2 separate regions of the Homo sapiens genome follow, and region 2 is linked to region 1. Evidence: chromatin contacts called from ENCODE Hi-C or POLR2A ChIA-PET data. All regions are on one chromosome and are shown on one strand. The core of a region is the stretch at or near the end of the contact, and the rest is flanking DNA. Distances in the headings are between cores, read along the strand shown.

Region 1 (6,377 bases), core at 908-3,407:
ATGGCGTGAACCCGGGAGGCGGAGCTTGCAGTGAGCTGAGATCGCGCCACTATGCTCCAGCCTGGGCAAAAATGCGAGACTCTGTTTCAAAAAAATAATAATAAATAAATAAATAAATAAGTAAACAAATAAAACCAATCCCTGACAATACCAAGAGCTGAGGAGGATGGGGAGCAACTGCAACACCTGTGGCACTGGTGGGAGCGTAGAGCTGTACAACTTCTTTGGAAAATAGCTTAGTAGGCCGATGTGGTGGCCCACGCCTGTAATCCCAGCACTTTGGGAGACCGAGGTGGGTGGATCACCTGAAGTCAGCAGTTCAAGACCAGCCTGGCCAATATGACAAAACCCTGTCTCTACTAAAAATACAAAAATTAGCCTGGCATGGTGACATGTGCCTGTAATACCAGCTACTCGGGAGGCTGAGGCAGGAGAATTGCTTGAGCCCAGGAAGTGGAGTTTGCAGTGAGCCAAGATCATGCCATTGCACTCCAGCCTGGGCGACAGAGGGAGACTCCATCTCGGAAAAAAAAGGAAAAAAAAGAAAAAGAAAATAGCTTGGCGGTTTCCTTTTTTTTTTCTTTTTCTTTTTTTTGAGATGGAGTCTTGCTCTGTCGCTCAGGCTGGAGTGCAGTGGTGATCTCCGCTCACCGCAATCTCTGCCTCCTGGGGTCAAGCGATTCTCCTGACTCAGCCTCCTGAGTAGCTGGGATTATAGGCAGACGCCACCAGGCACGGGTAATTTTTTTGTATTTTTACTAGAGACGGGGTTTTGCCATGTTGGCCAGGGTGATCTCGAACTCCTGACCTCAGGTGATCCGCCCACCTCAGTGTCCCAAAGTTCTGGAATTACAGGTGGGACCCACTGCGCCCGGCCGGCAGTTTCTTATAAACAATCATTTGATCCAGCAACCCCACTCCTGGGTATTTACACAAGAGAAATGAAAAGTTGTGTCCACACAGAAGCCGATGAGTGAATGTTTATGGCAGCGTCATTCATAATTGCCAAGCACCAGGAACAATCTCTGCGTCCTTCATTTGATGAATAAAACCATCAATAAATAAAACCATCTGAACCGGTGGTTCACACCGGTTACAGGATACCACTCAGCAATAAAGAGGAACCAGCATGAATCTCAAAATGCGAAGTGGTAGAAGCCAGACCCACAGGCGCGCTGCGCGACATCCCTTTTGTGTGACATTCTGGAAAAGGCTGCCTCTAGGGATGGAGAACAGAGAGAACTGAGCAGCCGCCACCAGCAGTCAGCAGGTACGGGATCCGGAGGGAGAATGTTCTGTAACTAAAGTTACACAACTCCACTGCACACCAAAAAATGTGGATTTTACTGAAACCAAACTTTTTATTTTACAGAGCACTGGACTTTTTAAAAAGCGGGGGCAGGGGAGACCAGTGTGCTGTGACTTTTAGGGGAAGGATGGCTTCCCTGGAGAGGACCTGGGCGGAATCCCCAGGGCTCCCGGAGAGAGGGGGAGTCACAGAGCGGCTACGCACGGGGCGCAGCGTTAAAACTTTGGAGAAGGAAAAAAAACAACAAAGCAGCGCGAAGGGAAGGAGGTCAGGGAGGTTAGCAAGGCGCCCACACGCCCTCGCAGTCGTACTGAGTAACGAGGGGAGTCGCGCACGTGGGTGGGGACAGAGCGGCCTAGGACACTGGGGGAGCCCCGGGCCGCGGGAGTGCGGCGGCCTGGGGGTGTCGGGGAGCCGAGCCGAGGCCGCGTGCTCCTCGCGCCCTCCCTGGTGTCTCCTCCCCAGGCCCTGCGTGCCCCGCCCACACCTGCCTTGCCCCGCCCACATCTGCCTCGCCCTACTCGCCCATCACACCCCCACCTCACGCCCCGCCCACAACCGCTGGGGCCCCGCCCCTGCCCGGCCAGCTCCTCCCGCCGCCCTCGGTCCCCCGCCCCCTATATGACCCGCCCCTTTCCAGCCGCGTCCAATCGGCCGCTCTCTGTAGTCGCGTCCCTCAGCCATCCGCCGCTCCTCCCACGCTTGAACTTCCCGAAGGACAGCCGAGCGGCCCAATGAGCTCCCGGGACGGCCTGAGCGGGAGCGTGAAGGGCCAATCCGGAGTCGGCGCGCGCAGGAAAGGCGGGCCGGCGTGACGGGCTGGGGAGGTGGTGCCAGGCTGGTTGCTAGCTGCCGCCGCTGCTCACCCCGGCCGTCCGGCCGCTTCATTGTCACCGGGCCTCGGGGCAGTGTTGGGGGTGGCGGGGCGCCAGGTCGCCGACCCGAGGTTTGGGCGCGACTGGTTCCGCATCCCCTCCCCGCCGGCCGAATCTGCAGGCCCCGCGCGCCAGGCAGGCTTCGCGGCTGCGCCCCCGGCCCGCGCAGGTGAGGGGGGCCCGGGCAAGGGAGGGGGTTGCAGGGCGCACGGAGGTTGGAGGGGTCCGGAGCCCGCGCAGGTGGGAGGCCCTGGTCCAGTGATGAAGTGATGGGGATCCGGGGCACGCACAGGTGAGTGGGGGGATCTGGTGCCCGCGCAATTGAAGGCGGGATCCGGGGGAAGTGAGGGGGATCCAGGGTGCGCACAGGTGAGGGAGGTCCGGGGCCCGCGCAGGTGAAGACAGGCTCGTGCCTGAGGGTGTGGGTCCCCACCTCCATCCCCTCCACCCTCTCCACCTCCCTCCACTCCCCTCCGGTCCCCAGGACAACATGGAGTCCAGTCCCGGCATCTCTGGCCCGGCTGCCTTAAGCCCTGGGGAAAATGGGGAGATGGGAGCTGCCCTGAGGACAAGTGGAGGGCTCTGCTCTGCGCGTGGGCTCTGGCCTCTCTGTCCAGGGTCAGGGTCAGGGTCAGGGTCAGCCCACCCTGGGAACCAGGTCCTGGCGCTGGTCATCAGTCCCCGCCCCTTCAGGTCCTGGGAGGGACACAGTTTTATCCAAGATGTAGTGGCCTCCCAGGCCTCCCTTCTTCTGGCTTGGAGGTTTCCATGGAGAGGCCCCGTTCGCCATCCCAGAGCCGCTTGCAAGTGTGGCTGGGAGAGCAGAGTCCTGGGCTCCAAGGGCTTGCATGGGTCCAGCCAGGGGTGGACAGTGCCCTGCAGGAGGAGGGTGTTAAGTTTCTTCCGCACAGCCGGAAGTGCATAACTGAGGACTGGGACCTGGTCAGTGGCAGGGTCAGCCTCTAGGGAGTAGGGGTATCCATCGCTCCGTGGAAGGGACCTTGGGGGACCTGCTGTGGGGTGCCGGGCTGAAGGAAGCCCAGGGTGACCTTGGGCGATAGGCTGGGTGCCTGCTGGCCTACTGGAGGCCACCGTGGCAGGGAGGTAATTCTCGAGGTTGGTCCCTGGCGCCAGCTTCTCCCGTTCATCTACGGGTTCAGCTGAGTGCCTTTCCCTGCAGGTGCTGGGGTTGCTCAGGAGCCACACAATTCATAAACCAACTGTGTGCGGCCACAGGAAGGGAGTCCGAGCCGGATGGGGAGTGAAGAGTGATGGGTGCTCAAGGAAGGCCTCTGAGTGCAGGGAGGGAGTGTCCTGAGACCTAGAGGCAGGGGACTGGCCGGGGCCAAGCTGGCTGAGTTTGAGGAGAACCAGGGAGGCTGTGTTGGCTAAAGCCACAACAAAGGGGCACAGCAGGGGAGCTGGCGAGGTCACAGAGAGTACAGGGCCAGATCTTGCAGGAGTTGGATGTGTAGACTTTATTCTCTGTGCCTAGGAAGCTGTTGCAGGGTTTTTGGCAGGGGCACATGCACGAGCTGAGACCCGTTCAGAAAGATCAGAAAGACTCGTTCAGAAAGAGGTGCCATGTGGGGACGGGCTGGGGGCCGGCAGGGTTTGCTCTGAGAAGTTCCAAAGTAAGGAAGCCAGCATCCCCAAGCTAATCCCCTCGATCGATCGTCAGAACCCCCGTCCCCTGCTGGAATAACACATTACCCAGGGAGTGTTTGCCCGGTGCAGCCTTGAGGCCTTGAGACCAGCATCTTGTCTGGACCTCACAAAACCACTCCCGCGTTTTTTTTTTTTTTTTTTTTTTGAGATGGAGTCTCGCTATGTTGCCCAGGCTGGAGTGCAGTGTCACGATCTTGGCTCACTGTAAACTCCGCCTACCAGGTTCAAGTAATTCCCCTGCTTCAGCCTCCCAAGTAGTTGGGATTACAGGCGCTCGCCACCACGCCCGGCTAATTTTTTGAAGTTTTTAGTAGAGGTGGGGTTTCACTGTGTTGCTTAGGCTGGTCTTGAACTCCTGAGCTCAGGCAATCTGCCTGCCTTGGTCTCCCAAAGTGCTGGGATTACAGGAGTGAGCCACTGTGCCCGGCCAACACGCAACCCCTTTTTAAAATGTGTATTTTTACTTAGGGGCCGGGTACGGTGGCTCATGCCTGTAATCCCAGCACTTTGGGAGGCCGAGGCAGGCGAATCACCTGAGGTCAGGAGTTCGAGACCAGCCTGGCCAACATGGCAAAACCCCGTTTCTACTTCTACTAAAAATACAAAAATTAGCCAGGCGTGGTGGCGGGCACCTGTAATCCCAGCTACTCAGGAGGCTGAGGCAGGAGAATCGCTTGAACCCGGGAGGCAGAGGTGGCAATGAGCCGAGATCGCGCCACTGCACTCCAGCCTGGGTGACAAGAACGAGACTCTGTTTCAAAAACATAATAAAATAAAAAATAAATCAAATGTCCCTTTTACAGAAGAAAACAGTGGGGCTCGGGGCAGTGACTTTCTCAGAATCACGGTGTGGGGTAGATGGCAGAACCTGGCTCACATCGACAATGGCCTGTGGCCCAGGCTCCCTCTGGGGTGCTGCTGGCTTATTCCCACCCACGGGCCTTGCCCTCGCCACCCACCTGTCCATCATCCAGGGCCCTCCTGCCCTGGCATACACTGACATTGGGCTCAGAACAGCTCCCTCATGTTCCTGTCGAGGAGCCTGCCACCAGCCAGAGGGGTGCATAGGTTGTGACAGGCCTTCCCAGGAAGTTTGGTGGCCAGTGGACCCAGCTGAGGCTGGGCTGGAGATGGTGGGTGCAGGGGACTGTAGTTCCCCCACGGCATCTCATTGCAGCTCTTGCTTCCCCGCTCAGGACCTGCCTTGTCCACCATGAAAGGCACCCGGGCCATCGGCAGCGTCCCGGAGCGCAGCCCAGCAGGTGTGGACCTGAGTCTGACAGGTCTCCCTCCGCCTGTGTCCCGGCGTCCTGGCAGTGCCGCCACCACCAAGCCCATCGTCCGCTCTGTCTCCGTGGTCACAGGCAGCGAGCAGAAGAGGAAGGTGCTGGTGAGTACTGTGGCCTAGGAGTCCGGGCCCCTGCCTCCTGGAGGGCTGTTGTTCAGTTGGCATCTGACCCCTGGGTCCAGCTCCACAGGTGAACAAGTGCCTCACATCTGGACATGCTGGATCCTCGTGGCTGTTCCAGGAGGCAGGTAGGACTTGAGTCTTACAGGCGTGGGTGCTGAATCACTAGAAAGTCAAGCCAGAGCTTGGATTCTTTCAGCAACAGCCCCAGGCCTCCTGTGCCACCGCCCTTTGGATTTGTTTGAATCCTCAGGAAATGGGGTTGGCTGGGCTCGGTGGCTCACGCCTGTAATCTCAGCACTTTGGGAGGCCGAGGCAGGCGGGTCATCTGAGGTCAGCAGTTCAAGACCAGCCTGACCAACATGGTGAAACTCCGTCTCTACTAAAGATACAAAAAAAAATTAGCCGGGCATGGTGGTGCATGCCTGTAATCCTAGCTACTCGGGAGGCTGAGGCAGGAGATTTGCTCGAACCCAGGAGGCAGAGGTTGCGGTGAGCCGAGATCGTGCCGTTGCACTCCAGCCTGGCGACAGAGTGAGATGCCATCTCAAAAAAAAAAAAAAAAGAAAGAAATGGGGTTGACCTGTGGGGAGGGGTGATGAGCTCCTGGTGGCCTTGGAGAAACCTAGACGGGTGTGTGGGTGTGTGGGCAGCAGGACAGCCGTGGGAGCTTCGGGGTGAGAGCTGCCTTTCCTGCCCACCTCTGGGAGTAGGGAGGAGGGTGGGTGGTTCCCAGATGGGGGCTGTGAAAGGCAGGCCGGGCCTGCTGCACCCTGAGTTGGTGTCTGCCAGGCCCAGTCTTTGGGGCAAGGGAGGAATCGAGCCGCTCTGTGGGGGTTGGGGCAGAGCCTGACCAGAGTCTGGCCTGAGCTTCCGAATAGCAAGGGCCTGGGGGCCTTGGCTTCCATGCGGCAGCCGGTCTGGGGCTCCCTGCCTGAGGTCCGTGCCAGGCAACATAGCAGGGCAGAGAGAAGGGGTCTGGAGGGCAGTTGAGGCTTCCCACAGGAACCCCTGGCAGGCCCAGGCCAGGGTTCCACTGTGAATAAAAGGCTTGGACCTCCCCCTTCTCCTTGAAAAAGTTATTCCTGTGTCTGCCCTAGAAGCACCCCCAGGTGGG
Region 2 (6,483 bases), core at 2,904-5,403, 1.0 Mb after region 1:
TTTATTCTCACACTCACACACTCACACTCTCACACTCACACTCTCACACCCACACCCACTCTCACTCACTCACACTCACTCTCACACTCATACACTCACACACGCGCGCGCGCACTCACACTCCCTCACACCCACACCCACTCTCACACTCTCACTCATACACACTCACACTCTCTCACACACACACGCACACTCACTCACACACGCACTCACTCACACACGCACACACTCACACACTCCCTCAAACCCACTCACACTCTCACACACTCACTCATTCACACACTCACACACACTCATACACACTCTCACACACACTCTCCTGTCCTTGGTCTTCTCATGGTACCTCCATCAGGGAAGACTGTCTCAGGCCAGCCTGGAACAGGGCCTGGCTTGGGGAAGATGACCTGCAGTGACACAGGGTCAGGAGGCAGCATGTGACCCTAGTCTGCCATGAGGGCCGCATGGTCCCATCTGTGGAATTGGGCTCACTTCACTCCACACACACCCCACTGAGCACCCCCCTACTGCACCAGCCCAATGCTGGGCGGCCATGGCTGGGAGAAGGACAGTTCCTACCCTCGAGGAACTTACAACCCAGCAAAAACAGAATAAATTACACCCTCAGCTGATGACTGATTTTAGTACTTATTATAAATGTTTTAAAAGAAAATATAAAAGGCATGGCATTTAAAAAATATTAAACAGAAACCAGAAAAAAAAGCACAAAACAAAACCATCTAACTAAATTGGCATGGGGAAATAATTTGCCTATAGAAATTCTAGCAGCATGCTCATGACTGGTGGGGCCTGCTGGGTGTGCCCAGTGCAGGGAGAACAGAGCCACGTCACAGAGCCAGCCAAGCACACTGGCACGGAAACTCGGGCAAGAGCAGGGGGATGGAATTACCGGCCCCCAAGTTACCCGCTGTGAAATCCAACCATCACGTGACATCCCTCCCAGGAGGGTCATTTTATTAACAGGGGACCCATGAGAGCACCGCGTGCTTCTTGACCCATGGAAGACAATCTGAAACAGCAAGACGTCCACTGGCCACAGGGATCAGGACTGGCCTCAGTCCTGCTCCCGCCATCCCTGTGCCAACGAGCAGTGGCCAAAGAGCAGTGCCCTGGGTGGGCGCCGTGCCTACCTTGATCTGTCCAAAGCCGATGGTGACGGCAGCAGCAGAGGTGAAGCCTTTAATGACGGGGTAGGAAATGAAGTCCAGCAGGAACCCTGGCCAGCCAAGAGGGGACATCGAGCTGGTCCCGGCTCCACCCAGTCCCAGAGGATGAGGGGAGATGTGAGCTGGGGAAGGTGGCAATGGGTGGGATTGGGGAGCAGATACCGCAGCTAAGGACTGGGGGTAACACACCCTGTTTGGCTGTTTTTGGAGAGCAGAAAAGGGAGACTGGGGTCTGAGGCCACAGGCACTTCTCCAAGTGTCCTGGCCTCTAAGCAGAAAAGAGTAGACTAAGAGCCAAGTGCCCCACCCCCTCCACCACCCACCCACCTACACACACACACATACATACCCACACCCCAACACGCACACACACGCACACGGGGATAGACTTGAAATGCAAACAAGCAAATGCTGAGGTCGAGGGCATCCCCTTGGCAAGAAGGTAGAGCCTCACCCAAACGCAGGACCCCCATGGCCAGCTGGATGCAGCCGGACAGGAAGGCCAGCAGCACAGCGTAGGCGGGCTCATGGAAGGTGTAGAAGGAGACCAGGAGGGACATAATGGCGGTGGGGCCCAGAGTCACATCCCGGGAGGTGCCCAGGAAGAAATACACGAAGCAGCCCATGAAGGCAGAGTAGAGGCCATACTGTGGGGAGAGAGGGTGGTGAGCACTCAGGAGGCCGAGGCCCATCCACCAGCTCCCTAGTGTGCGTGTCCAAGCTCGGGATGTGTGGGTGTCAGCTGTGTCCAGGCCCAGGTTAAAGGTGCACCGCCCTGCCCTGTGGGTGGACCTGCAGTGATCAGGAGGCCACTTTTTTAGCAGCACTCAACTGGGGCCTCAGGGTGCAGACAGCCAGGCAGAGGGGTCGGTGCAGGCCCGTGTGCTGTGTCCAAGTCTGAGGAAGCATTCTTTTTTTTTTTTTTTGAGATGGAGTCTCGCTCTGTCGCCCAGGCTGGAGGGCAGTGGCACAGTCTCGGCTCACTGCAAGCTCCGCCTCCCGGGTTCACGCCATTCTCCTGCCTCAGCCTCCCAGGTAGCTGGGACTACAGGCACCCGCCACCACACCTGGCTAATTTTTTGTATTTTTAGTAGAGACGGGGTTTCACCCTGTTAGCCAGGATGGTCTCCATCTCCTGACCTTGCGATCCGCCTGCCTCGGCCTCCCAAAGTGCTGGGATTACAGGCTTGAGCCACCGCACCCAGCCTAATTTTTGTATTTTTAGTGGAGACGGGGTTTCACCATTTTGGTCGGGCTGGTCTTGAACTCCTGAGGCCTCCATGAGTCATCTCGCTGGCCCCTCCATAACCAGCTCAGTGTCTGTGTGTGCCAAACAGGCATAGGAGCCTGGGTCGGCCCAGAGACAATCTGCGTCACACACTGTAAACCAAAGGTTCCTTGGGGCCCAGGGGCTGGAAACCTGGAATCGCTGATGGTGTCTGGGATTGATACTGTGTATTCTGCACTGTTTCTGAGATATGGCTGGCAGCAGGGTCAGACGCCTCACCTGGGGCGGGAGTCCAGCCACTTCAGCATAGGCCAGCGCCTGGGGAATGGCAGTGAGGCCAACTGAGAGGCCGGCGACGAAATCCATCTTCAGCCACTGCAGGGAGTAGCTGGGCAGCCACGCCAGGATGGGCAGCCTCCTCTGCAGGGCCGCAGGGGAGCAGCAGCAGGCGCTCGGGGCCATCCCGGGGCCAGAGGACCTGGCCTGACCCAGCGCCGTCACCGAAGAAGGCATCTCTACGGTGGGGCTGGGGGGTGCAGGTGACACAGACCAGCAGTCAGAGCGTGGCCTTTGAAGAACCCGGCAACACTGGTCAGGGTCGGCGGGTGTCAGGAGAGGTCACTATGGGTCTCCCCTCCCCAGGGGGGCGAACGGCTCTAAGAGGAAGCCAACAATGTGTGCAAGATGGGGACTGGGCCAAGACTGGAAGGCCCACCCCGTCCCTCATCACCCTCTCTCCCTGAATCCCCCCCGTGCAAATCCTGGGTGCCTTCTGTCCCTCCATCCTCAACTCTCCCAGATAAGAAACTGATAAGCGATTCCTCATTGAGAAGTCTGAAGACTAATTAGGCTCAACACTTCTGGCCCCTGGAGAACCGACTTCCTTTGCCTTTTTTTCCGTCTCCCCAGGGAATTTAACGGGGAGCAGCGCAGAGAGAAGCTGGGCCCGCGGGCGCACCGTAGGCTGGCGGGGGGTGCGGGTGGCAGCCAGGAGATCCAGCGGGGCTCCGAGGTTTTCCAACTGCGCACCAAGGCGGGCTCCACCCGCTACGGTGGACTGCGGCGCTCGAGGGAGAGTGGGGGGGTCCTCCGCTCCTGAGGCCACGCCTCGCTCAGCCCCCACCTGTGGCTTTCACAGCCCTGGAGTTCTAGTTGCTTCTGGGAGGACATCAGAGGCGCCCGGTTAATTCAGGTGCGCAGCATCTTCCAGGGCCCCGGCGCCCGCGCGCAGAGCCGCCACCCTCACCCCCAGCCCCCCACGCCCCCGGCCGCTCCGCTCCGGGCAAAATCCACTCCCCGGCCCCCGGCCCCGCCCACAAGGCCGCTGGCTCCGGATCCTGGGGTCTCCGGAGGAGACCCTGCGCCACCTGACCGTCCGCGGTCCCTTGGCCCCGAGCAAGGCCGAGGGCCGCGGGGACCCGGGTAGGGACGCGGCGGGGGAGTGGTCCCCACGGGAGGCCCCCGCACTTCAGGACTCCGCGCTGGCCCCCGCGTCGGCTGCCCCCGGCGACCCCGGCCACTGTCCGCTCCCCCTGCCCCTGGTCCCCGCTCGCCGCCCTCGCGGGCCACGGACTCACCCACTCGGCGATGCAGCTTGGGGTCTCCTGGCGTCGCCGCAGCTGGGTCCGCAGGAATCGCCGGGGACAGGCCGGGGCGGGGTCTGGCGCGCACGTGACCGGGGTCGGGGCAGGGGGCGGGGCCGAGCGGGAGACCAGAGAGCCGGAGCCGGATCCCGATCCCGAGTCCGAGCCGCCGCCGCCATGAGCTGCCCCGTGCCCGCCTGCTGCGCGCTGCTGCTAGTCCTGGGGCTCTGCCGGGCGCGTCCCCGGAACGCACTGCTGCTCCTCGGTGAGTGCCGGCGCCGCCCCCCCACGCCCACCTGCGGTGGCCCGGGGAAGTGGCCACTGGCCTCCTCCCCACCCGTGGTCAATGCTGACCCTAGTGTGCCCTGCCCTTGTATCCCCCGCTGCCATTCCCTCTCGTCCTCCTCTCTGTGCCGCCCCCAGACTCTTCACGGGTGTCTCCCCAGAGAGGGCAGCAAAGGCTGGAGGAGTGAGCCCCAGCATCCAGCACCCCTACACTTACCTCGTGCCGCCTGTCCCACCCTCCTCTGACCCTGCCCAGCCAGGGCTCAGGGGTCCACGGATCTCAAATCCCTCTTGGGAGGGGATCCCAGAGGAGGGGCTGGTGCTCCGGTCCCCAGAGACTGCAGACAGGGTGCCCTCCTGGCTCTCATTTCCGACCCCAGAGCCTGTGTCTCAGCTGTCTTTTCCCTTATCCCAAGGGCACAGCCCTCCACCACCCACCCACCACCGTCTCCCCCAACCCCAGTCCCTCTCAGAAACCCCAGGTTCCTCCAGAGCAAGCACCGTGCTGCTCACAAGACTTCCGGTTTAGGTAATCAAGGCTCTGGCTCATGACAAGTGACAAGGCCAAACCCAAGGCCTGCGATTCTTTCCCCTTCTGAGGTCTGGCGCCCTGCCAGTTGCCCTCTTTCTGATTAATTTTGTGGTCTCTGGGCGGGGGTTCGGCTCACTGTAACATAAACAGCTCTCCTGCCAACTCCTCGCCTCCCAGAAACACAGCAGAGAATCTGCATGGACCCTCACCTGCGGATCAGAATTCCTACAGGAGGCTGTCAGAGTCCAGGCTATGCGGCCCCTGGGCTAGGGCCTTTCTTAGCACGGACTGCCATGGATCGGCTTAAACAGAAATGTATTTCTCACAGTTCTGTGGGCTGAAAATCCAAGGTCAGGGTGCCAGCTTGGTTGGGTTCCAGTGAGGGTCCACTTTCGGCTTACAGGTGGTCACCCTCTCACTGTTTCCTCACATGACAAGCGGATGGGGGTGGTCTCACTTCCTTTTCCTTTCTTTTTCCTTTCTTTCCTTTTTTTTTTTTTTTTTTTTTTTTTGTGAGACAGGGTCTCACTCTGTCACCCAGGCTGGAGCACAGTAGCACAATCACAGCTCACTGCAGCCTCAATCTCCCAGGCTCAAGCGATCCTCCTGCCTCAGCCTCCCAAGTAGCTGGGACCTCAAGTGCACATCACCATGCCTGGCTAATTTTTGTATTTTTTGTAGAGACAAGGTCTCACTGTGTTGCCCAGACTGGTCTCGAACTCCTGGGCTCAAGCAATCTTCCTGCCTTGGCCTCCCGGGTGCTGGGCTTACGGGCATGAAACACTGCACCCGGCCCTCTCTTTCTTTTCCTTTAAGTCCACAGTCCTGTCAGATCAGGATCTCATCCTTATGATTCATTTACCCTTAATTAAGGACCCTGTCTCCAGATACAGTGATGTTGACGTTAGGGCTTCAGCATATGAATTCTGGGAGGACACAGTTCAGACCATAGCAGGCCCACAGCCAAGTGCCGAGACACTCTGGGTTTGGAGAAGGGCAGCTTTCTTCCTGGCCTGCGGGTACGGAGCACAGCCCATCCCGCTCTCCCTCCAGGTTTACGTGGCTGCCATGTGCTCACACCTGTGGGTACTGTGGGGTGGAGGATGGAAGCCCAACTGGAAGGTGCCCAGCCTCCTCTGTCCATCCATGGACCACATTGCCTCTGAGGGAGCTGGGGAAAGTGTTGGTCTGGGGGTTCCCACCAGCCTCTCCTGTGGTGCCCCCAGTGTCCTCTACTCCAGAGCAGGGGGAAGAAGCTTGGTGTGGTTGTAGGAGTTCAGCGGCCTGTCCCTGTTTCCTGCTGCCCAGTGTGTGGCCCTGGGCACTGCACCTCACCTTTCTGGGCCTCAGCTGCTTTGTGTAGGATGAAAGGGTTGAAATAGACAACCTGCAAGGTCACTAGGCCTTTGAGATGGCATCAGTGAGAAGCAGCGGTGGGACGCACACACATAGAGCTTTAGACGCGCCCTGGGCGAGGCTCTCCTGCCCTCTGCCCCATGCGGTTTCCGCTGAGCCCAGAATTGCCCAGCAGTTCTGTGGCCATGCGCTCAGCCGCTGTCTGCCTAAATGCCTAGCCGGCTAACACGCCCACCCAGGTAGCATGCCTGCTGGGGTATCATCAAGCTTGTTGGGTCATCATGCCTGCATGAGTATCTTGCCCACTTGGGTACC

Evidence for each region. A loop is a pair of places that touch in the nucleus more often than their neighbours do. ChIA-PET counts read pairs that join two places held with the same protein, here RNA polymerase II (POLR2A). Pooled maps may share reads with other maps.
Region 2: a pooled map shows a loop between it and region 1 (9-fold over the local background). The contact joins the promoter of SGSH here to the promoter of CEP131 in region 1. A Hi-C loop is called at or near these places in 6 of 50 pooled maps. POLR2A ChIA-PET finds 5 or more read pairs at or near these places in 3 of 52 experiments (B cell, Caco-2 and activated T-cell).

Annotation. Positions count from the first base shown.
Region 1 is chr17:81,218,745-81,225,121 of GRCh38, reverse strand. CEP131 (centrosomal protein 131) reads left to right here and starts at 2,157. Exons shown (of 26, transcript NM_014984.4): 1 at 2,157-2,353; 2 at 5,049-5,242. The coding sequence starts at 5,066. RefSeq lists silencers at 1,565-1,934, 2,095-2,424 and enhancers at 1,786-2,455, 2,456-3,125, 3,126-3,796.
Region 2 is chr17:80,218,003-80,224,485 of GRCh38, reverse strand. SGSH (N-sulfoglucosamine sulfohydrolase) reads left to right here and starts at 4,153. Exons shown (of 8, transcript NM_000199.5): 1 at 4,153-4,260. The coding sequence starts at 4,173. SLC26A11 (solute carrier family 26 member 11) reads right to left here and starts at 4,059. Exons shown (of 18, transcript NM_001166347.2): 1 at 3,990-4,059; 2 at 3,371-3,570; 3 at 2,692-2,938; 4 at 1,639-1,831; 5 at 1,149-1,234. The coding sequence starts at 2,925. RefSeq lists enhancers at 659-1,496, 1,497-2,334, 4,992-5,111 and silencers at 3,832-3,901, 3,922-4,191.